Linked DNA regions of Mus musculus: region 1 is linked to region 2. Evidence: chromatin loops called from intact Hi-C (ENCODE). Cell type or tissue: gastrocnemius. All regions are shown on one strand. Links, peaks and the distances in the headings refer to the core of each region. The heading gives the core; the rest is flanking DNA. Region 1 overlaps Gnas (GNAS (guanine nucleotide binding protein, alpha stimulating) complex locus). Region 2 holds the start of Nelfcd (negative elongation factor complex member C/D, Th1l).

The links. Hi-C counts contacts between places; a loop is a spot of excess contacts. Peaks named below come from ENCODE experiments on the same cell type or tissue, not always from the same donor. Only the 100,000 strongest peaks of a DNase experiment are listed, where the experiment ranks them.
Region 1: it touches region 2 in a loop (4-fold over the local background); 12 of 42 quality-filtered maps call a loop at or near these places.

What each region holds. Positions count from the first base shown.
Region 1 is chr2:174,337,280-174,352,912 of GRCm38, reverse strand. It overlaps Gnas (GNAS (guanine nucleotide binding protein, alpha stimulating) complex locus), which reads right to left. Exons shown (of 12, transcript NM_010309.4): 4 at 11,206-11,260; 5 at 10,984-11,103; 6 at 9,616-9,713; 7 at 7,784-7,838; 8 at 7,612-7,685; 9 at 7,351-7,530; 10 at 7,134-7,264; 11 at 6,856-6,923; 12 at 6,169-6,671. The coding sequence ends at 6,525. Among named protein-coding and RNA genes, the nearest start is that of Gm30189, 18 kb to the right of the region's middle. In gastrocnemius, for the core only: no CTCF peak of the experiment used is centred there; DNase peaks (open chromatin) are centred at 8,640, 11,057, 12,542 and 12,814; H3K4me3 peaks cover 2,895 bases; H3K27ac peaks cover 5,363 bases.
Region 2 is chr2:174,407,094-174,422,726 of GRCm38, reverse strand. It overlaps Nelfcd (negative elongation factor complex member C/D, Th1l), which reads right to left and starts at 6,923. Exons shown (of 15, transcript NM_020580.3): 1 at 6,771-6,923; 2 at 2,582-2,700; 3 at 2,294-2,403; 4 at 908-1,017; 5 at 53-160. The coding sequence starts at 6,857. In gastrocnemius, for the core only: no CTCF peak of the experiment used is centred there; a DNase peak (open chromatin) is centred at 6,906; H3K4me3 peaks cover 1,383 bases; H3K27ac peaks cover 914 bases.

The DNA.
Region 1 (15,633 bases), core at 5,150-13,149, 71 kb after region 2:
CTTGGGCAGTCCTGGTCCATGGCAAAGATCAAGTACTTGAAGAATATCTATTGAATGCACTAGTAATTAATAACAACAATACTTATTATTAATGGTGATCTAGGTGCCAGGGCTGGCACTTTCATATCCTAGTGGCTAGCTCTTTCCCGTCCTTCACACTCCTGTCTTTAAAACCGTCACCTGTGGGCCAGCAAGATGCTCAGAGGTTTAAGACACTGGCTGCTCTTGCATTTTAATGCACAACCCACCATCAGTTCCCAGCACCCACATAACTGTCTATAACTCCAGTTCTAAAGGACCCAGTGCACATGCATATGTGTAGCCAAACACTCCTACAAGTAAAATAAAACAAATACATATTTTTTTAAATTGCCCCCTCCATCCAAAGGCCTCCTTCTGCTCTCCTGTCTAACAGAGACAATCCCCCCAGTTTCTCTCCTCATTTTTCATTATCTCCATTGCTTAACCCCTCAGAGGCTCTGCCTGAAGTTGTAAATGTTTTGATTGTTTATTTGGCAAATAAGAGACTGTCTCTCTCCCCTGCTAGGACAGAAACCCCATAAAAGCAAACTAGCTTGCTGGCATAGATGATGCGCCATAACGGGAGTAAAATGGTCAAAGCCATTCTGACAGCCTTCTGAGGGAGCCTGATGCTAAACAGGCTCTGTGGGTGCCATCCTTCCTTTTCAGATAAAGGTGGCCGACACAGGAGTAGGACAGAGAGCTCACTGGGTTCTAGCCCCTCCGTCACAGAGGCCTCTCTCCATCTACTTTTACATTTTGGTCTCCAAAAGGTCTTTGAACCATCGTGTAAAATTCGTGACCCCTGAGTACAGTGTGGCACAAGTCGTTACCTTTAGAAAATACGTTGTTTTACATTCAAATGAAGACTTAAAATTGAGCCTGAATATTTATTTTTAACAAAACAAAACAAAGCAAACAAGCAAAAAAAACCCCGGTGGCAACTTAATGACTCCCTGAACCCTTTTTGAATTCTTAAAATTCTAGAATTTTAAACAGCTACATGACGTACATAAAAATACATGTATGAGGTAGTCAATGTACATTAGGAAAATGACTATCAATTTTCCATTAGAGTGACAAAATGAAAATTAGTAAATCTAGTACCAGGACAAAAGAGAAATGGAATTTAAAATGTTTTAAGCAGAATCCTACAGTTGGGGGAAAAGGCTTGAATACAACCGAGTAGGCGGTAGGGTCCCGGAGACAAACCCAGGGGCCCGTAGAGAGAGGAAAGAGCATTTGCAAGGCCAGTCTCTGAGCGAAGAGCATCCAACCTCCCACCAGATCGTGGAATCCCATGGCACCCTACAGGATTTCCCCTTGGAGTCACATGTTCTGGACTCCTGACTACTGGCATTGTGGCAGAACACTAGGAGATGATTTCCTGTCTTCCAGCATCTTCATAGGCAACAGGGTAGGGCAGTGGTCAAGCAGCAGAATTTTAACCCATCGGTAGAAACCTGTCTTCACTAGGGTTTCTCTAAGCCTTCATTACTCTTGGATAAAATGGCAGCTGTAGGCAAACAATCACCTACTGATCGGTATTGACATTCACTTGACATAACTGCCCTGTGGCATGGGAAAGTGTGTTTCCACACTGAAGCCTATTTGGTGCATGCAAAGCCATCCTATGCGTATTGTCCAGGGGAGGCTCTAGAATTTCTAGGAAGGAGAGGACTACCGGAAGCCACCTTGGGACAGAATCTGAGGGGTCAACCTTAGCTTTCCTGGTAGCTGTTTATATAGTTTTATATTTTCAGGTGAATGCAAGAGAATGAGTTTTGTTTCTGAATTTATTTGGGGGTCTGTGAGGTATTGTGCTATGTGTGGGCTGCTCTGGCTATTTGCATCTAAGCCTTGTGCTCAATGTTTATAATGTTAATTGGGAGTCTTTGGAGAATTTCAGGAATTTGGGGCTGGCAATTATTTGCATAGCAAATCTCCATCTTAGATTGTATATTTATTGGATAGTTTTTAGTGATTGTGGGAATTTGTGGGCCTGTCTCATTTATTTGTATGGCAAGTCATTGGATTGAATATTATGTTAATAGGGCATGTCAGTGGAGGATCATAAATTTTATGGGCATATTTGGCAATCTGCATAGTAAATCATTAGGTTGGATGTTTACTGTGCTAATTAATGGAGGTCTTTGTAAGACTATGGGATTTAAGGGTCTTCTGGGTATTTGTATAGAAAGCCTCCATCTTAGATTATGTATTTATTGTCTAGTTTGGGGGGATTACAGAAATTTGTAGACTGATCTGGCTATTTCCTTAGCAAGCCATCATCTTGTAGTGTGTGCTTAGCAGACAGTGTGAGGAATTGTGGGATGTTGTGGGTGTGTCTCCTAGCTGTTTGCATCTTAGATTATGTATTTATTGGATAATTTTGATAGATGTGGGAACTGGTAGGCCTATCATCTAGCTATTTGCATAGCAAGTCACTGGATTGGATATTTATTATGTTAACAGAAATCATCAACAGAAGACTTTAAAGGTTTGAGGGGAGTGTCTTCTAGCTTTGCACAGCAAGCCTTCATCTTGGGTTGTATACTTTTTGGATAGTTTTAAGGGATTGTGAGAATTTATGGGGGTGAATTCTAGCTGTTTGCAAATTAAACCTCCATCTTAAAGTGTGCATTTATTAAATACTTTTGAGAGATTGTGGAAATTTGGGAGGGCTGTCTTCTGGCTAGTTGTATAGCAAGCCCCAACTTAGATTATGAACTTATGGAATAGTCTGAAGAGATTATGGGAAATTGTAGGTGTGTCCTCTATCTATTTGCATGCCAGCCCTCCATCATGGGTTGCATGTTTATTGGAAAGCTTTGAGGGATTATGGGAATTTTTGGGTGTGCCTTCTAGTTATTTGCATATTAAGTCTCTATCTTAGATTGTGCATTTATTTGCTAGTTTTGAGGAATCATGAGAATTTGTGGACCTGTCTTTTGGCTACTTGCATAACCAGCCCCATCTTTATTTCTATTGTATGTTTATTTGGGGGGGGGAGCAAAAGAAGGATTATGGGAATTTATTAAGTGTCTTCTTGATAGTTGTATAAAAGCTGCCATCTTGAATTGTGCATTTTATTGGATAGGTTTGAAACACTGTGGGAATTTGTGGGCATGTCTTCTGCCTATGTGCATATCAAGGCTCCATCTTGGAATATATGTTTATATTTGAGGGATTGTGGGAATTTTGAGTTCTGTCTTTTTGGCTATGTGGATAGCATGTCACCGGACTGTTTATTATGTTTATTAGGGATCTTTAGACGAGTATGGGAACTTGAAGAGGTCTTGCTATTTGCATATTGAGCCTCCATCCTAGATTGTGTTTATGGATAGTTTGGAGGGATTGTGGGAGTTTGTCTGTTGCTCTGACGTGTGCATAACAGGCCCTTGGAATGAATGTTTATTTTGATTACTAGAGGGGTTGGAAAATTATAGGAATTCTGGAGTGTCTTCTATTTGCCCAGCAAACCTCCATCTTGGAATATACATTTACTGGATGCTTTTGAGGGATTATGGGAATTTGTGGGCTTGACTGGATACTTGCGAAGCAAGCCTCCACCTTTACTTGAATTATTTAGAGAGAGTTCTGGGTTTATTTTGCACCAAAATCTGCATATTTTAATTACTAGGTTGAGGTAGTGTGATCTAGCTTTGGGAAGACATAGAGAGAGATACAGTGAATGGTAAGAACTCCTTTTGTGGCCCTTCGTGGCAACCATATCTGAGATAAACTATAAAATTTAATCTACCTGGGTTTAATTAATTTGGATAATAGAATAGTTGGCATACTTTGTGGTCTTGGTTACAGAATTAACTTGACTAATGTCTCCTTTGGTCCATTTCAGAGACATGGTATGTTAATGCTGGGCTCAACTCTGGGCTCTTCCCTGTATGATAAGCACAAACTTGGGGTATGAGACTGAAGGGTAAAGATGAGGCAGGTCCAAGTCATAATCCAGTTAGGCTTTTCTCTGGGCTTCCCTATTGTTCCCCTTCTCACACCCAATAATATGTTGGGCCCCCATGTGTCCCATCTCATACCCAATCATATGTTGGGCCTCCTCATAGGTCCCGCTTCTCACACCCAATCATATGTTGGGCCCCATGTGTCCCATCTCATACCCAATCATATGTTGGGCCTCCCCATATGTCCCCCTTCTCATGCCCAATCATATGTTGGGCCCCCATGTGTCCCATCTCATACCCAATCATATGTTGGGCCCCATGTGTCCCATCTCATACCCAATCATATGTTGGGCCTCCCCATATGTCCCCCTTCTCATGCCCAATCATATATTGGGTCCCCATGTGTCCCATCTCATATCCAATCATATGTTGGGCCCCATGTGTCCCATCTCATACCCAATCATATGTTGGGCCTCCCCATATGTCCCCCTTCTCACACCCAATCATATGTTGGGTCCCCATGTGTCCCATCTATACCCAATCATATGTTGGGCCTCCCCATATGTCCCGTTTCTCACACCCAATCATATATTGGGTCCCCATGTGTCCCATCTCATACCCAATCATATGTTGGGCCTCCCCATATGTCCCGTTTCTCACACCCAATCATATGTTGGGCCCCATGTGTCCCATCTCATACCCAATCATATGTTGGGCCTCCCCATATGTCCCCCTTCTCATACCCAATCATATGTTGGGCCCCCATGTGTCCCATCTCATACCCAATCATATGTGGGGCCCCCATCTGTCCCCCTTCTCACACCCAATCATATGTTGGGCCTGCCCATGTGTGCCCCATCTCATGCACAATCATGTGTTGGGCCTTTCCACATGTGCCCCATCTCACATGCAATCATATGTTGGGCCCCCATGGGTCCCCCATCTCACACCCAATCATATGTTGGGCCCCCATGTGTCCCATCTCATACCCAATCATATGTTGGGCCTCCCCATATGTCCCCCTTCTCATACCCAATCATATGTTGGGCCCCCATGTGTCCCATCTCATACCCAATCATATGTTGGGCCTCCCCATATGTCCCCCTTCTCACACCCAATCATATGTTGGGTCCCCATGTGTCCCATCTATACCCAATCATATGTTGGGCCTCCCCATATGTCCCGTTTCTCATACCCAATCATATGTTGGGCCCCATGTGTCCCATCTCATACCCAATCATATGTTGGGCCTCCCCATATGTCCCCCTTCTCACACCCAATCATATGTTGGGCCCCATGTGTCCCATCTCATACCCAATCATATGTTGGGCCTCCCCATATGTCCCCCTTCTCACACCCAATCATATGTTGGGCCCCCATTTGTGCCCCATCTCATACCCAATCATATTCGGGGCCCCCATCTGTCCCCCTTCTCACACCCAATCATATGTTTGGCCTCCCCATATGTCCCCATTCTCACACCCAATCATATGTTGGGCCTGCCCATGTGTGCCCCATCTCATGCACAATCATATGTTGGGCCTTTCCACATGTGCCCCATCTCACATGCAATCATATGTTGGGCCCCCATGTGTCCCATCTCATACCCAATCATATGTTGGGCCTCCCCATATGTCCCCCTTCTCACACCCAATCATATGTTGGGCCCCCATCTTATGCCCAATCATATGTTGGGCCTCCCCACATGTGCCCCATCTCATGCCCAATCATATGTTGGTCCCCCATGTGTCCCCCTTCTCATGCCCAAGCATATGTTGGGCCCCCATGCGTATGCCCCCATCTTATGCCCAATCATGTGTTAGGCCTCCCCACATGTGCCCCATCACATGCCCAATCATATGCCCAAAACTCTTAACTTAAATGTGCTTAATTAATTTTCACTAATTCATCTTGGAGTGGGAATGCTTTCAAATGTTTCCCAAATAACTCCCATCTCCCCCACCCATCACATCCCCAGCCTTCTCTGTAGGCTGCTTGCCTCATTCGGGGAAGTAATTGGTCAAAGGGCAGCTAGCAACTGCCTGGGGGCAGGATAATGGGTGGAAGCTTTGATGCGCCAAAAACTAGGTTCCCCCAGTCTATAGTGCCAACTCCTCAGCCCACTTTTAGCCCTGGGACCTGTTCTCCACCTCCCAGTGGGTGCCGAGACCAATCCCACCCATGGACCCTGGGACCCACTTGCCGCAAATCAAAGAGCAACACCGTATTTTGCTCATTTTTAATTTTTATTGATTTTTTAATGCTGCACAACACAATATTTATTTCATTTTGAATTTCATTTATTTCTTTATTTCTGTTGCTGCTTTTATTTTATTTACTGAAAGTGAGAGGGAACTTTTGTGGCCTTTTTTTTCTTTTTCTTCTGTAGGCCGCCTTAAGCTTACTAAATTTGGAACATCTAAGCAAGCTGAAGGGAAGAGGGGTTTTTCAGAATCACTGGGGGAAAAAGGAAAGGTTGCGGTGTTGATCATGCCCTATGGTGGGTGACCAACTGCTTGTACAATTACGTTTCACTCTTAATTAATTGTGCTTAAGGCTGAATTAAATTTGGGTGTTCCCTTCTTAGAGCAGCTCGTATTGGCGGAGATGCATGCGCTGGATGATGTCACGGCAGTCGTTGAAGACACGGCGGATGTTCTCAGTGTCCACGGCGCAGGTAAAGTGAGGGTAGCAGTAGTGGCGCCCATCTCCACTAGCAGTGCTGATTCTCTGTAGGCAGAGAGAGGGGCTCGGTCAAGCAACCCTCTCCAGGAGCCCCTCACCCCACCACCAGAGGACCAGCCATCAACTCATAGTACAATACAATGGAAGGCCTGGACCGCTCAGTCTCCAAATCCAGCACTGACTGGAGAATACTCGTGAGGAGGAGTAAGGGACTACAAGTCCTACTCACCAGAAACTCATCCCGAATGAAGTACTTGGCCCGGGTCACGCGTGGGTCCTCTCCCGGCTCGGGAGTCGCTACAAAAAAAAAAATTATTAATTATGCTAATTAGCTTAGAAGACCTAGTCTGACACCATTGTAGCTCATCACCCCCAAACTCTTGATCTCTGCCTATGAAAATGAGGGAAATAAATGTCCCTGGCTTCCCCATAGTGGGAGGGGCTAGGGACTCTCAGCCACACCTTGTGCCCAAGAACCACCTGACTAAACCAGCGCCATGACCGTACCATCCTCAGGAGTGGTGTAGCGAGCGAACTCTGGAAAGTAGTCCTCAATCTTCGATTTGCCAGCGAGGACTTTCTCAGCAAGCAGGTCTTGCTTGTTGAGGAAGAGAATCACAGAGATGGTGCGCAGCCATCTGAGGAGAGAGGGGCCAGGTGAGAGCTGGGGCCAGAGCAAGCTGCAGACCTACAGGTTGAGCCAAGTCAGGGAGACCCCACGCACCTGTTGTTCCAGATGCTCTTGAAGAGGTTCAGAGCCTCCTGCAGGCGGTTAGTCTGGTTGTCCTCCCGAATGACCATGTTGTAGCTGCTGCTGGCCACCACGAAGATGATGGCAGTCACATCATTGAAGCACTGGATCCACTTGCGGCGCTCATCGCGCTGGCCGCCCACATCGAACATGCTGGAACCGGAAAATACTGGGTTACCCTGGGCCCACCACTCTCCAGGCCAGATAGTTGGGGCGGGACAACGATTCACTTACTGGAAGTTGACTTTGTCCACCTGGAACTTGGTCTCAAAGATTCCAGAGGTCAGGACACGGCAGCGAAGCAGGTCCTAGAACAAAGAGGGGGGTCAGTAGGTCTCACCCTAATTGCCCGGAGAAGAACCAGCAACGTGGAACCCCAGGCTTGAGGACAGAGGCGCACGCGTACCTGGTCACTTGGCACGTAGTCGGCCTGCTTGATCACATCAATCTTGTCCAGGAAGCTTGAAAGAAAAGGAGACACGGTGGTCAGTGTGTGCCAAGTGTGTACCCCGTAAGGCAAGTGGTGGTGGGATCCGCCCTTGCTTTTGACATGTAAGAGAAGTTTAAAACTTCATCCCTTTCCTAAAGCAATGTACAAGTGCGGGTTTAAGGGTGCACAGGTCTCTGTCCAGGACAAAGCAGAGCCAGCCCTCTCCCTGTCTGCTTTGGAAGACTCTCATTCATTATTGAGAACTGAGCCAAGACAAGCTGTGGGCACAAAGGGGCTGTTCTTGCATTCACCACTTTGAACAGGAAGCAAAGACGAAGTTCCCTTCCTATCTACTGGGTCTGTGAAACAGAAAAAGTTTGAGATAGCAAACTTTTAGTTTAAAAAAAACAAAAACAAAACAAAACAAGAAGAAAGAAAAGTTGCTCGACTATAAACACAGGAAAATTAACTTTTGCCTTTTGCAGGACTGAGATAATGTAATATGAAAAAGTAATATTAATACTAGTTTGGAGGATTTGGGGGCCAAGGGCCAGAGGGCTGGGAACTCTTTTAAAGTAGACCAACCAGAAAGGAGCATAGTCTATTTAAAGAAAGCCCCTGAGTTTTTTTGTTTTGTGTTTTTTTTTTTTTTTCTCCTTCCCCTTCCTTTTTACCAGTTCCGAGTTAGTCTGGCTTAGAGGATACACTAACTGGCCCAATCAATCTTACATTACAGCACAGGCCCACAAATAGCTCCCCAGCCACCCTGGCCTCCAGCATGTTGCCATGGCAACAGAACCACAATTCTATAAATAGATCCTTAGCACCAAATCTTGTGAGAAGACATCTGGAGTGGGGCCAGCCAAACTGCAGCTCAACAAACACAAACCTGGCAGTTTAAGAACCAACCAGGTCCAGGCCCAGTGCCTCCAGCAAAAAGGCAGTTAGACAAATGAGCGGGCCACTGTGCACTCAGGCTGGGGAGAGGCCTCTTACACAACTTGAAAGTTGTTTTCTTTTTCTTGAAGTTGGTGCCACGTGGTACAGTGTTCAGGAGTAGATTGCACTGCTTTCAACAACAAGACATCCTTAAAGTGGTGTGATCCCCAAAGAACCTGGCTAAATCACTGTTAATCAGTTAGGAAACTGACCCCAGCAATTCCCTACCGGGTAGCTGAGCCTCCTCATCTTGTATCTGTACTTAACTCCTGAATTGGATCCAAAATACAAATCACAAACAATTCCAGGATCTCCATTTGTTTTCTGTTTCTATAATTAGTGCTTCCAGCTTTTAGTACAAACTTTTGAGAAAAATCAGGAACTTTGCTGGAGGAGGTGTGGGGGCTGGGGCCTGTGGGGCTGCTTTTCAGTTCCTTGAAAGAATATATAACTGTGTGTATTAAGTCATGACATGCTATATATGTAGCAACAAGTCCCCATGGGAGAGTGAGCCTAGGAAAGGGTCACTGTCCCCCTCCCATCATGAAGCTGAAGTGCCTTATAAGGTACTGAACAATAAAAAGTCTGTGTATTTTATATGAGGAGGCCAGTATGTGTTTGCTACACTGTGTGCGCCCCTAAATGCTTAGAGTTCATATCCGTGAGTTATACCACTTTATTACAAGTAAGTATTTTGCCTTGCTCTAGCAGGTATTAATTGTTTATGTAAAACAGTATCAGTGGTCTATAAAGTGCAATTAAAAGCTTTATAAAACAAATGAACCAGACTGGAACTCTCTGACTACTGGTGGGTTTGTAGCTTCCTGGCTTCTGAGCTTCTGTTTTGCCATGGGGGGACAGCTACTTACTACTGGGCACAGTCAATCAGCTGGTACTCATTGGAGCGCTCGTAGCAGGCACGCACTCCCTCATCCTCCCACAGAGCCTTGGCATGCTCATAGAATTCCTGAAAGAGAACCCAGGAAAAACGTTGGCTGACAGACTGAGCTCAAACCAATCAGGGACCCCACCCCTGGAATTCTAAGGCCATCGCTCGCTATGTGAGTCCAAGTGTGAGCCCCCGGGTTAACCAGCGCTTGGAAAGAGCCTGCAGTTCTGTTAAACTCCCAGAAATCTATATAATGAATTAGCATGCTTTCATCTCTGGGGAGTGCTCACAGTCTTGGGTGGCTGCTTCTGTTAGTCTTGTGAGGGGTGGGAGCAAACCAAATGAGTAAACTCCCCCTAGAATTATGTGTACAGGAGGGATATGTACTACCCTGTGGGAGGGACATGGGCCAAGGTTAGAATATTGTCCAGATATCAGAGTAGCAGATGTCAATGACATCAGATGCATTGTGGGTAGGCTGCCATTTTGTCTCTGTGAATCATGGGAATCAGATGACTATAGAATCCATGCTGTGTTTCCCTGTTGGGAGGGTTGGTTTTTGTTGTTGCTGTTGCTGTTGTTCTTATTGTTTTAATCAACAGCTATTTTTTTTTTAATGTACCTGCCTGTACTAATTTTTCTCACAAGTTTGTAGCCAAAACCCATCTAAAAAACACAAACCCCACAAAAGCTTAAGAAGAGGCAGCAATGACTTCTTAACTTTAGACAAGTCTCTTCTTTTGGCTTTAAAAATCTTTGCTCCCCCCACGAAGGGTTAAAGTGTACATATGCTTGACGCAGGGCAGTTCTACCCTCTCTAAAAAAAGCTTTTAGAAAGCCAAGAGACCCTTGTCAAGAGGGTCAGGCTCCCGGCAAAGGGCTGATGAGAACAATTTTTTTCTTATAATGTTCCATTTTGTAATTTATGTTTAGATCTGAACATTGGAAGGTGCATATTTGTACTAGGCTGGATTAACTGGACAATTAGGACTTGTGTGCCATGTGTAACAAACATGTGGTTTTGTCTGTCCTCATGTGTATGAGGGGAATAATTGAGCTTGCCTTAGCTCAGGACCTCTCCTCCATAAAAAAAAACTCACTATCTGATAAATGGAGGACTAGGTTGAGGTCTAGAAAAGGTGATGGAACTTTGTTCATCCATTTTGGACAAAGCCCTAATCATGTCTTTATCATCCTTTAGTCTTAGGCATATGCCTGGAGTTAACTTATGCATTCACACGGCAGGTATGTGTCTGGTCACTCTGGCCTGATGCAAGTCTGGCCCTCGTGTTCCCACTGGGACTAAGGTGAGAGGGGCAGAGGAAACCAGGGTTAGGGTGGAGCTTACAGGTGGGAAGTCAAAGTTCGGCACGTTCATCACGCTCAGAATGTAGTCCACTCTGAACTGGTTCTCAGGGTTGGCCAGCTCCACAGGGGGCACCAGGTTGCTCATGGCGGCCACAATGGTCTGAAAACAGTTTAGCAAATTGGTCAGGCGTGGGGGTGGGGGGGGCAGCACCGTGGGGCGAGGGGCTTGCTAAAAGATAAGAGCAAGGAGCTAGACACATACTTCAATGGCCTCCTTCAGGTTGTTTTTGATGTCCTGCACTTTAGTGGCCTTCTCACTACAGTGGGATTGAAAGGAAAAAAAAAAGAAAATCATATTGCATCCTGCCCACCAGGGTGTTATCGTCATTGAGACACGTCAACTAAAAAGCATAGTATTCTGTTTTCCAAGGAATTGTGGGCTAGATCTATAGATTGAAGGCATCCAAATAAAAATAAATCATAATTTCCCAATCATGTCCTGAGGACAGGCCTGATAAGGCTGGGTTAGAGACATGGCATCGAGATCTTGATTAACTGGACCAGAAATTGCACCTGGTCTACTGTCCATTCCAACCACACCCTGCTGCTTCCTGCGTGGCTCTTGATTAGCACAGGGAGGGTTGTATGGAGGTAGGGTTAGTACATGCTGAACTTGGGATTCAGTAGTTTGTGAGACCCAGAGGTGACAAGTGTTTATTATTGATATTAGGGTTTTCCATTTCCATATTTGTAGATCTAATTATTTAAGTATCTATGCATCTGTCACCAGGGAGGGAAGATGTTGTTTGGGGTTCTGTGGCTCACAGCACTTTTGAACAGGCCCCCAGTTGTGGCTAGGAGTCCTGGGTCCCCACATTGTTGGTGGGCATTGGGTTCATGGATACTGGAGGAGGAGTTGGCTAGATGTTTGCTTATTTAAACCAGCCTCTGGGATAACTTCTGTGGCCTTTCTGGGATGATTTGTATGCAGTCAGAGTCAGCGATCCCACAGGTCACAGGTCACATCTTCTGGTTTTGGGGGTGGATGGTGTCCCCCCCAGAAGGAATGCTAATTTATGGAGGTTACAGTGGTTCAAAATGCTGTGTCTTTTAGGAGACAGCCTATATGCCAGGCACAGCCATAGAGAATCTCGAGCTTGTACTTAGGGGAGCAGCAAAGCCCCACTTCCCTGCTTGGAGCAGACTCCATTTTGTCTGAGCCTAATCTTCTGCATGGCCAATGGGGGATTAGAAGACCAGCATGCACTGCACCCTCAGGGTGAGGCCTGGTAGCACAGAACAGGGCATTGGAGAGGAACAGACCCTTTCTGATAAGGAAACTGAGGTAGAGGACTAGGTGGCAGTGACAGAGGTAGGGCAGAGGTGCTTTTACTGACATTAAATTGAAGTCACAAGATAGCGAAAGTTAAATCACGCCCCCTCCCCATGGAACAGGGTAGAAAATTAATTAGTAAAGTTGCAAGATGGGGACCAGAGGCTACTATAGCCAGGAGGGGTGGCAGGCAGGCCTCAGGTGGAGATCTGGGGGGCCATGTGCCTGACAGAGGTGTAGAGATCTTGGGGCATGTGGATACCTGCCAATAGGGTGGGGTTCTGGGGGGTCATGTGGATATCTGCCAATGGAGTGGGGGTCATGTGGATACCCACCAATGGGGTGGGGGTCTGGAGGATCATGTGGATATCTGCCAATGGAGTGGGGGTCTGGGGGTCATGTGGATACCCACCAATGGGGTGGGGGTCTGGAGGATCATGTGGATATCTGCCAATGGGGTGGAGGTCTGGGAGGCATGTGGATATCTGCCAATGGGGTGGGGTTCTGGGAGTCATGTGGATACCCACCAACGGGGTGAGGGCCTGGGGGTCATGTGGATATCTGCCAATGGGGTGGGGGTCTGAGGGATCATGTGGATATCTGCCAATGGGGTGGGGTCTGGGAGGCATGTAGATATCTGCTAATGGGGTGGGGTCTGGGAGGCATGTAGATCTCCTAATAGGGTAGGGGTCTGGGAGGCATGTGCATTCCTGCCAATGGGGTGGGGGTCTGGGGGTCATATGTATACCCACCAATGGGGTGGGAGTCCGTGAGGCCATGTGCATACCCACCAATAGGGTGGAGACTTGGGGGACATGGGGATACCTGCCAATAGAGTAGGGGTCTGGCATCATGTGGATACCCACCAAAGGGATGGGAATCTGGAGGTGCCCACCAATAGTGGTGATCTGGGGGTTTCTGGGGTACCCACCAAGAGTGGGGGTCTGGGGGTCATGTGCATGCCTGTAAGTTGGGTGGGGTTCTGGGGTCATGTGCATGCCTGCAAATTGGTTGGGGGTCTGAGGCCATGTGAGTGCCTGCCAATAGAGTGGGAATATGGGGGTCATGTTCATGCCCACCAATAGGACCACACCCAAAGAACCCATTCTTTCAACAAAGACTTATCATAGCTGATATTTGGGGCTTTCTTTCCATGCAGGCTTGTGTATTTTGGGAGGGGCCCTGTGTTCTGAATGATCTCACTATATATTTTTTATTGGTGTCCATCTCTTAGGTGAGGGCCTGCAAGGTTTAGAGGTTGGGGGTGTTCTCAACAGGAGGGAGGGGGCGAGAGCTCGGCTACCAGGATTTTGACATGGCCATGACAGTGGGAAAATCAGAGCCCAACCCCTGCAAGCTGCCTCTAGCTCCACACTGTAATTAGAGCAAGCCCACCACTCAGAACAGGAAAAGAAGGCAAGAGGAAACCCTGAGTCCCCATGGCCACTGCAGGCAGGAGGGGCTATCCTGGGGCTGGGGCAAGCACTCAGGATGTGGGATCTGTACACACCCAAAAGCTGCTTGGGGCCCACAGACTCTTAAAGCTCCAGGTACCACCCAGTGTTTTAGAGACACGGCGTGCCCACCCTCAGAGGGGCTGATTCTGTTACGGTGTGAGAGGGGCGGCGCACGTTGAAGCTCAGCTCTGAAGTTATGCATTTCTGAGTTGGTTTTAGACTCTGGGACTAGCTATAGATGTCGGAGTCTAGAAGCATGTGTTTGATGCCCCCAGTACTCTAATGGAGAGTTCAGAGGAGCCTCCCCTATCCTGCCTTGGGGCTAATCTACTCTGTTTTTAAAAAATGGCTTCCTGCCATTGGTACTGAGCCCCAGATGCCTGGTTTTAAGGCCCCATAACAAAAAGAAATGAGGCTAGCTGGGTATTAACTACCCCCGTCGACATACAGGTAGAAGGAAGCATTTCCCCAGGGAAGAGTCTCCATTCAGCTTGATATTTCGTTCTAAGTAGTAGTATGATAATTGGAAAGCTTCCAGTCTTAAAATACAGATATTCTGAGAACGTGTTCAGCATTCATCTACGTATGTGAATAGGTGTGGGAGTGTATCCAGTATAAAACAGCTAAAATAGAAAATCTAAAATCTAATTCGGGCGTGTAGTACTAAAACAAACCTCTTCATTGAAGAGATTACTATGTAGATGAAGCCATCTTGCTGGGGCCAGCAGGTTTATCCTCATTTGTAATACTGCTTAATGAATTTAACGTTGATTGTGAAATTCAGAGAAAATTCCTTAGATGTCTCTAAACTACTTAACAGAGGCAAGATGTGTGCCCGGTTTCGGGATTCTAACTGACTGGAAAGTTGGAGTGGGCGGTATCTATAGGATGATGCTCCCCTCCCCGCTCCCCCCCCCCAAAGTGTAAGGCAGATTAGTGGGGTTAGCATTTTGTTTAGTAGGTCCTGCCCCTCTCCTGTTAAGTGGTAAGGGAAGGCTATGTGATACCCATCCTCCTCCTCTCTACCCTATCTTTGTGCTTGTGGGGAAAAGACAGACAAAAGAGCAGACAGAAGACAGACGCAAGATACAGGGATTGCTGAAACATGCAGAGAGTTTTATTTATCAGGAGCGTTAATAGTTATTTTTACTTGTAGAGTCATAGGAAGAAAGACGTGCAGGTATTAGTAAGGTTGAAGGGGTTAGCACAGCACACAATATATAGGAGGCTCTCTCAGTAGGGGCTTGCCACACTTCTCGGATGCCAACTTTTGGTACAGTAGATTATCAATATATCGATGCCTTTTCTGATTGCTGTTCTACTATGCTGTTGCCAATTAAAGACTTCATCCCATCTTTCTGTTTTTAACTTACGCCTAAAGGTTAGGTTAGGGACCCCTCCCCCCTCCCCCACCCCCCCCCATCCCCAGGAAAACAGAATAGTATTCTTATTAGTAGTTTCCTAAGACCGGGCAATTCCAGCATGCAAATTGGGATAACTGGGGTAGGACATAGCGAAGATGGAGGACTGTAGCCATCATCTAGTGGGGGTAATAGACTCTAAAAGAAACAGATGAACAAACATGTGTCAGTCACTTTGTCCCCGACCCCCAGATCCTTTGACCCGCCCGTGCCCGGTCTCAGAAGTCATTCCTCGTCCATGTTCTAGGCTGGAAGCTGCTCTATGGATTGACATGAGAAACAGCCCCTGCATCCTGCATGCTAGTGAGCGCGAATGGAGCTGCATGGATGTCTGGCATGCGTGTGCGTATGTGTGTGGGCATGAGATGGTTGTGGGGATGAGAAAGCAAAATAATAAACAATGATAATGAGTGGGGTGCCGTCACAAATGCTCTTGTTCGCTGGGTAACGTAAAGTGCCTTGCATTAACAGTTAAATTT
Region 2 (15,633 bases), core at 3,636-11,635:
ACCCAGGGCTGACCTGCTTCTCGTCTTTCCTGGAGTCCAGCGTTCTCCCTACCTTCACAGTGAAGTTGAGCATCAAACAGTCAGGATGGGCCTCGGCCAACTTATAAAACAGATCTCTCCATGTTGTGTGTGCGATCATCTGCTCAAGCCAAGCTGGGGTCTACCAAAGACAAAGGACAAGGCCAAAGACCTCACTTTAGACTCGGAAGTCTGTGCTGTACAAGCCGTGGTTCCAATTGAAGAGACCTATGGGCCCCAGCTCTGGGAGGAGCAGGGCTTGCCTTGCACAGGCAGTTTAGCTGAATGGTCACTTCCTGGATGTCGGGTCACAACTCTGGAAAGATGTGCCTAACCAGAGAGGGTACAGAACATGCTTCCTGGAAGACACATGAAATGTCCCATGGAAGCACGGATCCCTTGGGGCCACATCACGTACAACTAACTCATGTTTACCGAGCCCTTTGCCTTTGGCAGCGGGGAGAAAGGCATCCCTGCCACTGCGGGAGCACAATGGGGCTCCCAGAGAAGACAGAGTCACCTGGACCACTGGCTGGTCCTGAAGGAAGACGGCCAGAAGCCGCAGCAGTCTGTGACATTTCCTATACCTTCCTTCCAAGCCCGCCTCCCTCCACCAGGGGCTGAGCCACAGACCAGATCCACATGATTTATATACACTCTGCACAAGCTCTGCTCCATGGTTTCCTGTGTACCTAGTGTTTGTCATGCTTGCGTCTTGGAGGACCCGCGGGCAGCCTTCAAGCCAGACCTGCACGCAGTAGTCGGGGGAGACACTGGGTGCTCCTGGCCTCAGCACTGGAACCTCCCATGCAAGCACCTCACTCCTCAGAGTGCAGAGAGGATGCTGGCCAAGGCTGTGGCATGCTGGGGCAAGGACAGCGTCCCTCACCTCTCCTTCTTCAGTGAAAATAGAATCTGCTTTCCGAGGGTCGAAGTGCTTGATCAGCAAACTCTTCAAGTGGTTTTCCACAGTCTCCTGCACCTGCACAGGCTCAACGCCTGGGAGAAGATGGAAGCTTTACCTGAAGCAGCACCCCCTTCCGAACCCCCAAAACAGCATGGCCAGTCTACCAGTATCGCAGAGCTCTACCACCACCACAGCAACAGCAGCCAAGATTCTGGACCCTGTAGAATTAGCCTCTAAGTCTATTCAGTGGTAACACCCAAAAGAAAGAAACACAGTGTGGGTCCATGAGATGTCTGCCCTTTCTATATGGCCAAGAGAGACATCTTCAAACTTATACTCATCAAAAACAGAGGGCCAGGTGAGGAGCTCAAAGAGCACTCTGGCCCTGTGGAGATGGCAGGTGCAGTCAAGAGCCTCACTAGGATCCAGTCACCCTGACAGCCGTGAGGCAGCTGGTTTCCGGACAGTGCTTGAATGACGTCAGTGTACCCAATTCAGTGGATTTACAGTAAGGCTCTGTTCTGATCACATTAGCTAAAAGCCATCTTCAGAGCCAGTCCTAAATTATCCATCATTTAGTGCTGGCTGTAACAGGCCTCTTGAAAGGAGACACTGAGCATACACCGTGGAACCCTGTAATTCTACGGCTGGGGAAGCAGCTCGGTGAGAATCAGTTCACAGGCTGCCTGCAAACCCAGCAACTGAATCAGAGCTCAGAGCTGAGCACACAAAGCGGGGGACTCAGTCCTTCTGCCTTTGAATCTTGGAAACCAGGAATGCTTGGAAGGCTAATCTATCAGCATTGTAAGGACCCAAAGGTCTCTTGAAGAAGATGAGCAGAAGTTGGCTAGATGGCTCAGTGGTTACAGTGCTTCTCATACAAACATGGGGACCAAACTTGGATGTCTAAAACCCATGCAAAAGTACCAGGTGGGCATAGTGGTCAACTTGTAACCCAGCACTCAGCAGGAAGGACAGGGTCTACAGCAGCACTCAGCAGGAAGGACAGGGGTCTACAGCAGCACTCAGCAGGAAGGACAGGGTCTACAGCAGCACTCAGCAGGAAGGACAGGGTCTACAGCAAGCTGGCTGGTGAGAGTAGCCATCTCAGCAAGCCCTGGGCTTGACCGAGACCCCATGATAATGAGTGAGGCAGTAAAGCAAGCCAACAAGACTCCAAACTCAACCTTGAACCCCCATCTGCATCTATGCCCATCACACCCATGTGTACACATATGCTTGTGCACCCACACATCTATGTATACACACACACACACACACACACACACACACACACACACACAACTTGTAAATGGAAAATGAAACAGGAGGGTAAGTGGCCAGGACAGGGACTACCCTCCCAAGCACCTGTCTGAATGAGCCACTCAGCCAGCAGGTTCACTGTCTGGGCCACTGCCGTGTAGTTCTCAGATAAGAGCTGGATGACGTTTTCTGGAGACCCTCCTGCCTGGAAATACCTGGGAAGAGCAAAAGGTCAGCTTTTACACTGAGGGGACACAGAGGAGCTGGGGTAGACAGGTGGGCAGGACAGGCAGTCGGGGTTCAGGGTCTTCTAAGGGGCCAAGGACTCTAGCCAACTTCCCTGCCGAGGTCACATTCTTCACACCCCCGAGTGTGCACACTGCCCTCGCACACCTCTTCAGAGTGTTGAAGATGGAGGGCTCCATGATGTAGTCCCGGGTGGAAAACTTATGCAGGCATTCCTGCTGCACCTCAGCATCGTCCTCTCCTTCTCCGGAATCATCTTCCTGATGCTGGGAAAGGCAAGAGCCCCGAGAGGTCCCCTTAATATATAAATGCCCTGCAATCTTGCTCTAGAGATCTCAAAGACCATTTTCAAAGTGTCACACGCATGATCTCATCTGACCCTATAACAACCTCACGATGTGAGCTAGACAAGAGGCAGCTTCAAAGGGGTCAGGAACCACACCAAGCACGCTATCTGCTGGATGGTCCACAGTGGTGAGTCTTGTACACCAGGCCTGGCATTCTCTTTCAACAAAGGCATTCATGACTCCATTCCAGTCAGGAGTGGGGTCTATGAGCTGGCCTAGGGAGGACCAAGAGTGACAGCTGACATTCAGCTCAACAGTCAGCCACCGACACTACTCCACACCGGCTCCCCGATGCTCTCCAGTAAAGACTAACAGAGTGACTCTTGACAGTAAGAGCCACCAAGTTACACTTACTATCACCAACCCTCCAAATGACAGGCTTGTCTAGATTTAGACATACTTCTAGCTGGAGGCCACCCACGCTGGCTGTCTGACCTGCTAACAAATACATGGTATGAGCCGGGCAGTGGTGGCGCACACCTTTAATCCCAGCACTTGGGAGGCAGAGGCAGGCGGATTTCTGAGTTCAAGGCCAGCCTGGTCTACAGAGTGAGTTTCAGGATAGCCAGGGCTACACAGAGAAACCCTGTCTCGAAAAAAGAAAAAAAAAAAGCCAATAAAAAAACAAAAACAAATACATGGTATGGTGGACCGAGTGACCTCAGGTCTGTCTGGCTGCAAAGCTGTCGTCAAAATAGCAAGCAGATACTCTGTAACAATGACTGCACTGAGTCTGGGAACCTGAAAAATACAAGACATAGTGTTTCCATGGGAGGAGTTCGCAAAGTAGGAGGCCAACCTCCAGGCAACTGACATGATGAGGTAAGAGCCAGGCCAGGAACCAGCAAAAGAGCCAAACTCAATCCTCTCCCTGTTCTCGTAAAGAAAATATTGAAACACAATTATAGCCACTCTTGTGCATTATTATCCGTGACTACTTCTCCTAATCTGGTTGTTAAGTAGTTATGAAACAGCCCCACACAACCTAAGACACATACAATGTGGCTCTTTACAAGAACTTTGTCCCAGTGGTCTAGACTCTCTGACAGCAATGTGCTAGGAGCAGACAGAGTCCACCGACTTCATTCTGATGGCTGGGGTGTATTCTCTCGGACCACATCTCTAAAGGGTGCCTGCAGAAGGTTGCACTTCAATCTAAGAGCCACTCAAACGATGTCAGCATTGCCAGGCTTCTACCCTGCCCCCCACCCTGACAATATTTCTCCGACACACCAGGCCTTGAAGCCTCTCTCATGTCTACAGCTTCAGCCGGCTGGACCTGTCTTGACCACTTCAGATGGAAGCATGCAACACCCTTTCCCACTCTACATCCCAACAGGACTCTGAACTCTCAAGTTCAACTGATCCGGTCTTTGCCTGGAAACAGAGCAGCCCGCACAACGAGACTTCAATAAATGACTCCTCTAGTCAGCCATGTGCCACCCAGAAACCTTGGATGTGTCCTCAGTTTCTCCTCCTCTCCCTTCCCTCCTACTGTCTGCCAGCAAGCCCCCCCACCCCCCGCACTCCATCTCCCATTCGAGGGTCCAGGATGCTTCCTGCAGCAACACCTCCATACGCCTGCCTCAATCTGTGACCCCACGAAATCACCTTTCACGTCGATGCTACCCTCGTTAAGTCACAAATCTGACCTAGCTGCTTAGTTTCCTGTTTCCCTCGGCAGGGAAAAGAACCCCAGCTCTGATGTAACCCTGTCCTGCTTACCTGTGCAGTCTCAGCTACCATCAGTCCCGTGTACATCCTGTGGACAACTCATCTAAGTGTCTATAAGTCAATTGCTTTGAGCTCCCACCATCCGGACTCAACAGCACTGTAGGCTCTCTACCTCGTCCTGTCCCCAAACCAGGGAAGATGGACCCAGCTCAAGTCTCCATCCTCCAGCCCTCTGGACTTTCGCCCCTTCAAGTACAGTCAGAGAATAGAGATGAAGCAAGTGGGCAAAGCGCAGGGGTGTGCAGTGTTTTCACACTGTCACATTCCCACCTACAGGCGTGCTGAACCACAGTCAGGACACCTAAGTCACAGGTGTGACACCCCACTAGCTCATCCCTCTCATTGGAGAGAACACATTAGGGTCAACAGGTCAAACCAGCGTCACTAAGACTGAAATTCAGTGCCAGGTATAGTGGCGCACACCTTTAATCCCAGCACTTGGGAGGCAGAGGCAGGCAGATTTCTGAGTTCGAAGCCAGCCTTGTCTACAAAGTGAGTTCCAGGACAGCCAGGGCTACACAGAGAAACCCTGTCTCGAAAAACCAAAAACAAAAAAAAAAAGGACTGAAATTCAGTGGACTCTAGGCCAGGGCCTGGCACGCCTAACCCTCAACAGACACAGAACATGGACGACAACCACCAAGCTAATCCACAGAGTACTTTCTTGTGTCTGTGTGGTCTCCTGAGATGTTCCTGTGTGTACATTGTCTGTGTGTAGATGTTAGAGATCAAGGTTGGGTGTCTTCTCCAGTCACTCTCCACACCCCTTTTTGAAGGTCTCTCGGTAACACGGACGGTTCAGCTGGCTGGCCAGGGGGCTCCAGGGATCCCCCGGTGCTGGATTACAGACAAGAGCTTTTTATGTGGATGATAGTTTCTGAACTCAGGACCTAGTGCTCCTGTGGCAAGCACAGTACTCGCTAAGCCATCCCCGACTCTTACTGAATCTGAACCACCTCAGTTACTGAGCCACTTAAGTGACACAAAGGACATCACTCTGAGTCTTCTTTCCTTCCTTATGCCCTGGGCAGGTGGCTGAGTCTTTCTGCCTTATTTTACTTATGAATAACACTCAATTCAAACTCTAGAACAGTGGTTCTCAGCCTTCCTAATGCTGCAACCCTTCAACACAGTTCCTCATGCTGTGGTGAACTCCACCTGTAAAATTACTTTTGTTGTTACTTCATAACTGTCATCTGCTACTGTTAGGAATCACAATGTGAATATGCAAGATATCTGATATGACCCCCACAGGGTCACAGCCCACAGGTTGAGAACTGCTGCTCTAGCGCCTAGCCTGCGATACCACACAAAAGCACTTAGCCCAACATCCAAATTAGCTAAATCCAACTCTATATATCCACCTCCGAGTTCCCAAGTGATGTAGTATGCTCTAGCATACAAACAGATGCCCAGGGTCTTATGTCCTACTGGTCAGCAGCTAGCTCTATAGGACCCCTGGAAGCTGCAACTGATGACTGACAGCTCCTGGTCCAGCAACCAACCAACCAACCACGGAGGGCTTCCCTCACTCGGTTCCAGAAACCCCTCACCTTTCCTCCATCACCCTCACTGCACCACTGACCACTCCACTGGTATACCTCACTGCATCCCATATTCATTCAAAGCTCATCTCACTTCCTGTAGAAAAGCCAAATTCCAGGGCCCCTACTCACTGTCCAGAAGGATATGGGAGGCTTAAGTCAGTCATACAGCTGGGTGGACTTCTGATTTCCTAACCCTGGTGTTTGGGGGGACACTGAACGATACCCGTTCCCCATCTCTCACCCAAATCTTGGACAGTCGGGGCTACGAGATCTTTCCTGTCCTGTACTCTAAGGATGAATGAAATCACCCAAAAGTGGAAAAAAAAGTTTGGTCTGTCCAGCACCGGAGAGTGTTTTCCCAACCCCAGAATGCTGCTGGAGTTTGGAGTTAGTTTGTTCACTGTATCACTGTGGTCCACTTCTCCCTTAGAGTCTGTCCTGCCCCCTCGGGCACCATGGCTTCTGCTTCGCAGAGATCAGCCCCAGGTGTCACTGGGAATCGGAATGCATGGGAAACTGAGGTCCCTAACGGGGCAGGACCGGCCCGAAGCCCTGAGTGCAGTTCCTGGACCCGCTTTGCTAGGGTCCGGGGTCGGAGGTCAGGGAGTCAAGGGTCACGGGTCCCCGTACCCGGGTCTGGCCGGAGCAGGAGCCGCGAGGACAGGACACAAACCCGGCTTCCTGGCGGAACGCCTACGGCCCTCTCACCTGGCCGCCGTCTGCCTCTTCGCCCCACTCTGAGGCATTCCCGAAGTAGTCTTCTCCCATAATTGTACCCGGCGCCGGACCCGCCATATCTGCCGCGTCTCCTCACTGCGCGTGCGCCGGACACAACAAATGGAAGAGCGCGTGCGCGGTTCTGGGCCTCAGGCAAGGCTAGAGAGGCGGAGTTGGAAAGGGGCGTGGTTACAGAGGAGGCGTGGCCTAGTCTTTGGCCTGCTGGGCGGGGAAACACCTTGTAGGATCTCTCATGAGCAAGATGGCTTGAGTCACAGCTTTATGTCTGCCCAGAACACTTCCAAGTTACCTTTTCTCCTTTTTAAGACAGGGTCTCGCCGGGCGCGGTGGCGCACGCCTTTAATCCCAGCACTCGGGAGGCAGAGGCAGGCGAATTTCTGAGTTCGAGGCCAGCCTGGTCTACAAAGTGAGTTCCAGGACAGCCAGAGCTATACAGAGAAACCCTGTCTCAAAAAAAAAAAAAAAAAAAAAAAAGACAGGGTCTCACTCGGAAGTGCAAGCATGCTTCCAGTTGCTATAAAAACCTCGAACCTTCAGTGAGCTTAAGCTTTGCCTGGACAGTGCAGCTGCCAACCGAGCAGGTATCACAGAAATGTTCGGATTTCTTTTACTATGGGCAAAAAGTACTCGGTGCATTGCAGAGCGAGATATAAAACATATTTCCAGTGGAGGAGGCCCTACAGCCTACAAAAGCCATGACTGGGCTCTGGAAAAGTGGACCCACTGAACACCTAGACTGAAGATACCTGGAGAGGCCTCCTGGCAGGTGGCCCCAAATCATCGATCGGGGAGGTTAACACCATGGGCTCTGGATGCAGACAGTGAGGAGAGGCTAGAGAAAAGAGCCAGCCATGTAGTACAGTCCTCAGGCACTGTCTGCAGAGCTGTTGGAATGCTATTTTACTTCTTCCTTCCTTCCATCATTTGACAAGTGTTTGTTGAATAACTCCTAAGTGCCTGGATCATTGATAACACCTGGAGTACAGTGACGTACTCAGGGACGAGATCCTTGCCACTTTGCCACCCATGATCCGAGGGAGCTAGCCTGCAAACAAAGGGGAGAAATGATAATACTGGATAACCAAAGTAAATAGTCTGTAATGATAGAAGAGACTTTCCCAAGATGCTCAGGGTGGCTCTTTCCATTCCAAATAACCTGGTGAAGAAAGTCCCCCACCAGAGCTTGTGGCACCCTGCATTGTAGTTGATGCCAGAGCCACCCAAGGTGACAACCACTTGCAAGGCTTTAGTCCGATGGCACATTGAAGCACTAGACACAGAGTTAGCAGGTAGTCAGCAGGAATTAGTTATTATAAAAGTTCATCTGGATTTTTGTTTAAGGAAAGTGATGGAACAGATATATCTGGAATGTCTAGCTATTTGCTACACCCAAAGAGGACTTATGGAGAGGAGGGAGGAAACCAGAGTTGCAGGGAGTGAGGAGGAAGGTGGAAAGGCAAGGAATGGTCTGGTAAGAGGCTACTTAGACTTCCAGTCTGTACACTCACAGATAGCCCAGCAGGAGGTAGGTTTCTGCCTGGGGACAAAGATGTGTTCAGGCTGAGGCCATTGGAGGCAACCCTGAAAGGCTTCTTTGCAGATGGTGGAAGGACCACTTTCCATCTCTCTGCTTGGTGGGTCTAGATCCAGCTCACATGATGAAGGAGCTTTAAGTTCAGGAGTGCCCTGCTATGGATTTGTTTCAGGCTCATTTTTATTTGTTTTCTGAAAATGTTGGGAATAATGAATGTCTGTTAAATTCCAACTATGGCTCTTAGATACTGTCTGAGTGGAAAGCAGGCAGATTCATTTATGAATAATTAATTGCACGTACAGAAGCAGGGATTGTCTAACTCACCTCTCCCTTAACCAATAAATGGCTAATTATGACAGTGGTTAACAAGCCTAGCAGCATTGCATCCAGCCTATGTCACTGTTGCTAGAATAACTGATCGCTAGCCTCCTGAGATACTACTGTTCTCTGGAAAGACTCATCCAGCCTGATTTCCTTAGCTTTCATTACCTGAAATTAATCCTCTAGTTATTTGTTCCCTTGGTTAAGAGGTCTATGGGAGGGCTGGAGAGATGACTCAGCAGGTAAGAGCTCTGACTGCTCTTCTGAAGGTCCTGAGTTCAAATCCCAGCAACCATATGGTGGCTCACAACCGCCCGTAATGAGATCTGACACCTTCTTCTGGCCTGTCTGAAGACAGCTACAGTATACTCACATACAATGAATAAATCTTTAAAATAAAAAAAAAGAGGTCTATGAGAGCTAGAAGTTGTGGTCTCATGTGATCCATTAAAGAAATATTCAGTGAGTGCCTCCCAGGTAGCATGGGCTAAGACCTGAGCTGGGCACACAGCCTGTCAATCACTAGGAAAGAGAAGAGAGAAAGGGGAATCTGTCACAGATAGGAAGGAAGGCAGAAGCCTAAAGCAGGGGTCATTCGGAAGTTTTCCAGGGAAATGTTGAGACTTAAGGTCCTGAAGCTGAAGGGTGAGGAGAGAAGAGAGACGCATGTTGACAGTGGGGTCACTGAGGGGCCTCAGCAGGGAAGCACTTGCCCCCAGCCTGGGGACACGTCAAAACATAAAGTCGGGGTGGGGAGAGCCGGGAGAGGGTGTCTGCAGCACCAGCCTCCCTGGACTTCCTCACAAGCTGTTCCTGCTGTCCATCGCCTTGGTTTGTCGCTCTTGGGCCCTGAGACTTGGACATGGACCTCTCTCCTACTTCCTCCTGCTAGGAAATCTCACCCACCCCTTATCTTCCAGACCACTATATGCTGTGAACCCTCATTTGCATTGTCAGCTTCCATGTCTTCTCAAAGTGTCTGGTCTTGAGTATTTAACCAGCAAACTGACTGTTAGCTTCACTGTTAGAGATCCGAAGGGCACTGCAGCATCTCCAGGAGAACCCCCAAGCTTAGTCCTTGCCCTTTCAGGTGGTCACCTCCATAGTCACCCACATCAGACACCTGCAAGTCACTTCTCACTTGTGTTCCCTTCCACTCCTGTGAAGCTTGTCACATCTTTCCATAGGTCTCCATCTTCGCTGCCAACACCTGAGTTCAGATTCATACCAACTCTCACCTGAGTGACTACCGAAGCTCAAACTGGTCTGGGGCCTAGTCCCTGGCTGTCACTTCTTCTCACCAGAGAAGATCTTACTTCACCCTGAGTACAGCTGTACATAGAAGAGACGTGCAAGTCAGTTACCAATAGTAAATCATAGATTTATCTCAAAACAATTCTTTTTGTTAAGGATGTATCTATCCTATGTACATGACTACACTGTAGCTGTCTTCAGACACAGAGAAGAGGGCACTGGCTCCCATTACGGATGGTTGTGAGCCACCATGTGGTTGCTGGGAATTGAACTCAGGACCTCTGGAAGAGCAGTCTGTGCCCTTAACCACTGAGCCATCTCTCCAGCCCCATAGAACATTTTTTTAGGGCCCAGAAATGTAGTTCAGTTGGTAAATGGTTACCAACCCACTCCTCTGGAAGGCCTGGATTCAAATCCCTGCACATAAAGCGGGTGTAGTGACACATACCTATAATCCCAGCACTTGGAGGGTGGAGGCAGAAGAATAAAAGGCTCAAGGTCATCCTAGGCTGAACAGTGAGCTCAAAGCCAGCCTGGATTATGTGAGACTGCCTCAAAAACAAATAATTCCTCAGTATGCATGTACTTTCAGCATTTGTTAAAGACGAAAACAAATTTGCATGCTAACAAGACCTCTGTGCTTATTAATCGTTGCATAAGAAATTAAATCTTGGTTTAAGATTTGATCCTACAGGATGTAGAGTTTTTTTTTTTAAGTGTTTCCAGAGTTGATTGATATTTTGATTTTATAATTGTCAATGCCAAGAACACCACTTCATATAAATACATAGTACAAAGAGGCAAAAGTATGTTCAGGAGCATTTCAGGAGTTGAAGTAAATTCTATTCTAATCCCAACTTGAAAAATCATTTTTCTAGACTGGGTGTTTGTGTGTATGTGTGTATGTTTCTGTGTTTAAGTGTGTGTGTCTGTGTGTATATATCTGTGTGTGTATGTGTCTCTGTGTGCCTATGTATATATATATATATATATATGTGTGTATGTGTCTCTGTGTGCCCATGTATGCATAGATTTGTGTGTCTCTGTCTGTGTGTGTATGTGTGTGTACATGTACATATGTCTGTGTGTGCATGAGAGAGAGAGAGACTCGTGTCAGCGTTTCAGTATCAATCCTTCAAATACTAATACAGTACATATACAGCCCCCAGGTTTGCTAATCTGATACATGCTGATGAATGTTCAGAGAAAACTATTACCTTTGTTTTCTTTCATTAAATTATTATTATTATACTTCTATTAGTAGATAGTGAAAACATTACAGTTCATATCACAATAGTCTAAAACTGGAGTGCACAATTACAGGCAGCTTTTGTCTGTGCAGTAAAAGGTGTTAAGGCTCCTGAGGCGCACACTGTGTGTTCAGAACCTAGGCCAGAGTGATGAGCCAGGCTGCAATATGGGTGAGTTCTGTGGGAAATGTCTCAGATTCGTTAGATATTAGATTTTCCTTTTGGTTTTTGTGGTCATCAGTACACTCAGAAACCTTTTGTTGTTGCTTTATTTCCATGATGCCCACATTCAGTTATGTGAGCTTCTTAACAGAGCAGGACCCAATACAGATTAAGATGTTAAGTTCCCAGTCCCAACAGATATGTCTTCAAAACAACTCCACACCTAGGGCTTGGGGAGCAAAGCAGAAGGAGGAAGGCAAGAATGTAAGATCTGGAGGACCAGGGAGTTTGCTGTGAGATTGTTTCTCCTAGTAATGTCAAGCTATACCCATAAAGTCTCACCAAATGACTGTCCAAACATGAATTGGGCAAGGACAACAAGAGACATGGCAGAGTGGACAGGAGACCCTCAGCTCCCCACAAAGAAGTACAAGCAACTAACGAGCAGAGACGGGAGAACTGGTCTACCCAGGAAGTGTGCGCCAACTGTTTGGTATCCAATACCAAACAGTCAGTCCTAAAAACATACAGATAATACCATTATACAGACCAAGCAAGGTGTGTTTATGTATTTAGAAATATATATGTATATACATACATACACTGTACTTTTTTTTTAAAAGACTTATTTATTTAATGTATTGTTTATTTATTTAATGTACACTGTAGCTGTTCTGATGGTTGTGAGCCACTATGTGGTTGCTGGGATTTGAACTCAGGACCTTCAGAAGAGCAGTCAGTGCTCTTAACTGCTGATCCATTTCTCCAGCCCATACATGTATGTCTTAACAAGTAGTGAAAAACAGATAAAAGAGAGCAATGAAGGTTTGGAAGGAGGGAGGGAAGGGGAAATGATGTAATGAAATTCTAGTCTAAGAAATAAAGGAAATAGTTAAAAAGAAGCTGGGCTCTACTGCATCTACCCTCCAAGCAGTCGCATGGTGATTTATAACATAGATCATGAGAATCCTTATCCCTTTTGTTCAAGAGGTGGAGCTTAACCTCAGCCGCCTGGGCTGGGCTGGGCTGGGTTGGGCTGGGCTGGGCTGGGCTGGGCTGGGCTGGGCTGGGCTGGGCTGGGCTGGGTTGGGCTGGGCTGGGTTGGGCTGGGCTGGGCTTTGAAATTCCCTCTTTTGGAATAGAATAAAGAAAAGCCTTGGAAGGCTTGAGGCCTGGGACACCTGGAGTCATGTGACCTCCATCTTGGCCCCTGACTCTTGGACTATTCACTTCCAAGGAGGTCAGGTGCAATCATGAAAAGCCCAACTGAGAAGTTCCCAGAAAATGTATCCTCCTGCTCCTAACTAAGTATGTGTGAGATGAGTCTGCACACCTGGCCTATGCTTGGCTGATATCTTGTCTACAGTGTCATAACCCTTAACCCAAACCATCCATCCAGTTAGGCTGCTTGCGAATTCCTGGCTCGCAGAAATAGTGTTATAAAATGTTCATTGTTTTAAGCAGATAAATTTAGGGATAATTTCTTATCTATTGATAATTTACTCCTAAGAGTATCTGTAGTGTTGGTTTAAAACACAAACACAAGGCAGACAAGGTAATGTATACTTGTAATCCCAGCATTTGGAAGTCTGAGTCAGGAGAATTACTGTGAGTTCAAGGCCAGAATGGACTATATTTGCTGAAAGCTGTCTCAAAAGCAAACCAGAGAGCTGGCAAGATGGCTCAGTGGTTAAGGACCTGCTGCCAAGCCTGATGGCCTGAGTTAGGCCCAAGGAACCCACAGCAGGAGACTGACTCCCAAGGGCTGTCCTTGGTGATGGCTTTTCTTGGTTGTCACCTGACTACATCTGGAATTAACTGTAGCTCCAGTAACTGGGCACACCTGCCAGGGATTTTTTTTTCTTAATGAAATCATTGAAGTGGAAAGACCCATTCTTTTCTTCTTTTGTTTTTTTTGAGACAGTTTTTCTGAGTAACAGAGAGAGCCCTGGATGTCCTAGACTTGCTTTGTAGATCTGGCTGGCCTTGAACTCACGGAGATCTTTCTGCCTCTCAGGTACTCTCAAGTACTGAGATTAAAGCTGTGCACCACTACACCCAGCCAAGGGAAGACCCAATTTTAATCAGGATCTTTGAGATAGAAAGATAAACCTTTAATGCAGATCTTTTGAGGTGGAAAGATCCACCTCTAATCTCGGCCACACAGGCAGCCTATGTGAAGGGCAAGAAAAAAGCAAGCTCTCTCTCTCTCTCTCTCTCTCTCTCTCTCTCTCTCTCTCTCTCTTGTGGACTGGATAACCACTGGATTCTTAGACCTTCTATTCACAGATAGAAGCCATTGTTGGATTATCTGGACCACAGCCTGTAAGTCATTCAAATAAAACTCCCTTTTTATCTATATCTATATATCTCTATCTCAGAGAAAGAGATTCATTATATAAGTTCTGTTACTTTAGAGAACCCTAATATATTCGCTGATCACCATACAGGCTTTGTGACGTGTATGTGCCCACCCCCACATATATTATGTATGCACAATATAATAATAATGATAAATAAAATGTTAAATAGAACACAGATTGGGGGCTGAGACTTTAACTCAGCTATAGAGCACTTGGCTAACACACATAAGCCCATAAATTCAACCCCAGTCCAGCAAACAGAGAAGCAAAACCCACCAATGAATTTTTGGCCCCATGTGCTAAGTTCATCTCAATGACCCCTGTTTCACTTGGAAGAAACAAACCATTTCTCTGCATGGCAGAGTGTCAGTCAGGTTGACACAATCCACCACCCAAAGGCAGCAATAATAAGTCCTTGAGAAAACCTTTCAAAACTTGACATTTGGACCTCTAGGGATGGACCAGAGCATCTCATACACTGAGAAGCAGTAATTCATCAAAGTCACTAAAGGTCAAGCAAGAAAATGTGAGATGGGCCAGTCAGATAGCTCAGTTGGTGAAGATGTTTGCGGATCAGGCCTGGTGGCCTGAGTTTGATCCCTGGGTCCCATGTAAGTGTGGAAGGATAGAGCAGACCCCTCAAGGTTTTCCTCTGACCTTCATGCATGTGCTGTGGCGCCACCTTCTCCCCCAAATAAAACTCAGTGCAGTGAAGCTTGGAGACCTTCTTGCCTGCATCGGCTCCTGCTCTTGAAAGCATAGCAGAAAGGATGATCAGAAAGTGGTGCTCATCAGAAGCAGGGGAGGCAGAAAGCAGAAGAGTTGCATCCAGTCACACTCTGGGTGAAGGTGTGCCTCTTCCAGACACAACCCCAGCCATACCAAATCGGATGGCAGGATAGATAAGTCTGAGATGAACAAAGACAGGAAGGAGGCGTTGAGTACTTCCTTACAGGGAAAACAAGGCAATTCCTCAAGCTCTAACTTGGATTCAAAGAAGTTGAAGAACACCAGAAATGGCCAATATAATGTCGGACACAGCAGCAGTGGTAGCTCTGGAATCAAGTGCAGGATATGAAGGAAAAGTTCACATTGTTCTGAAGGAGCTCACGCTGAGTCAAGGTGTGGGTTGGAATCCCTAGAGGAGTCACTAATGGGAAGGCTGAAGTGACAACTAAAACTCAACAATTAATAAAACTGGTTCATGAAAACATTTAGCATGAATTAAAGCAAAACGGGGAACAAACGAGACAAATGGAATGAAAACAAAGACCCAATGGCAGCAGGAATGCAATCATATCATGAATCTCACTAGAAGTGAGTATATCGGATACCCCCAAATGCAAAGATCTGACAGTATGAAAACCTGGGAAATTCAAAGACACAAGTTGTCAATGGAGATAAGAATACATACAGTCATGGTGAAGAGAGATTCAGTGTAAGTGTCTGGCAAGGTAGACTTGAAGATTTAACAACAGATTCCGCCAGGCGTGGTGGCACACGCCTTTAATCCCAGCACTTGGGAGGCGGAGATTCCAATAATAAACAGGTTTTACATGAGGGAGACGTGGTGGTTGTTAGTATGTATGGATTCACCAGCCTCTGTTGAAGTCAAAATATGCTAGACAAGATGGCGCAGTTGGGTTTGTCCGTTTCACACATTGAGTGAGATGGTACAGGCCTGTGATGTCAGCACTAGGTTCAAATATGTGTCCATTTTATTTGGGGGAATTTGCTTTCACATTAAAATGCAGAGTTTAAAAAATAATATATCCCTAAGCAAGGCTTTTTGGCTTTAGGTTTTTTTTTTTTTGTTGTTGTTTTTTTTTTTTGTTTTTTGTTGTTTTTTTTGGGGTTTTTTTGGGTTTTTTTTTTTTTTTGGTAACTATATATATGCTTTGCTAACATTTTTAAAAGCCCACGGTACCCTTTTCTCTTTGTTTAACTGC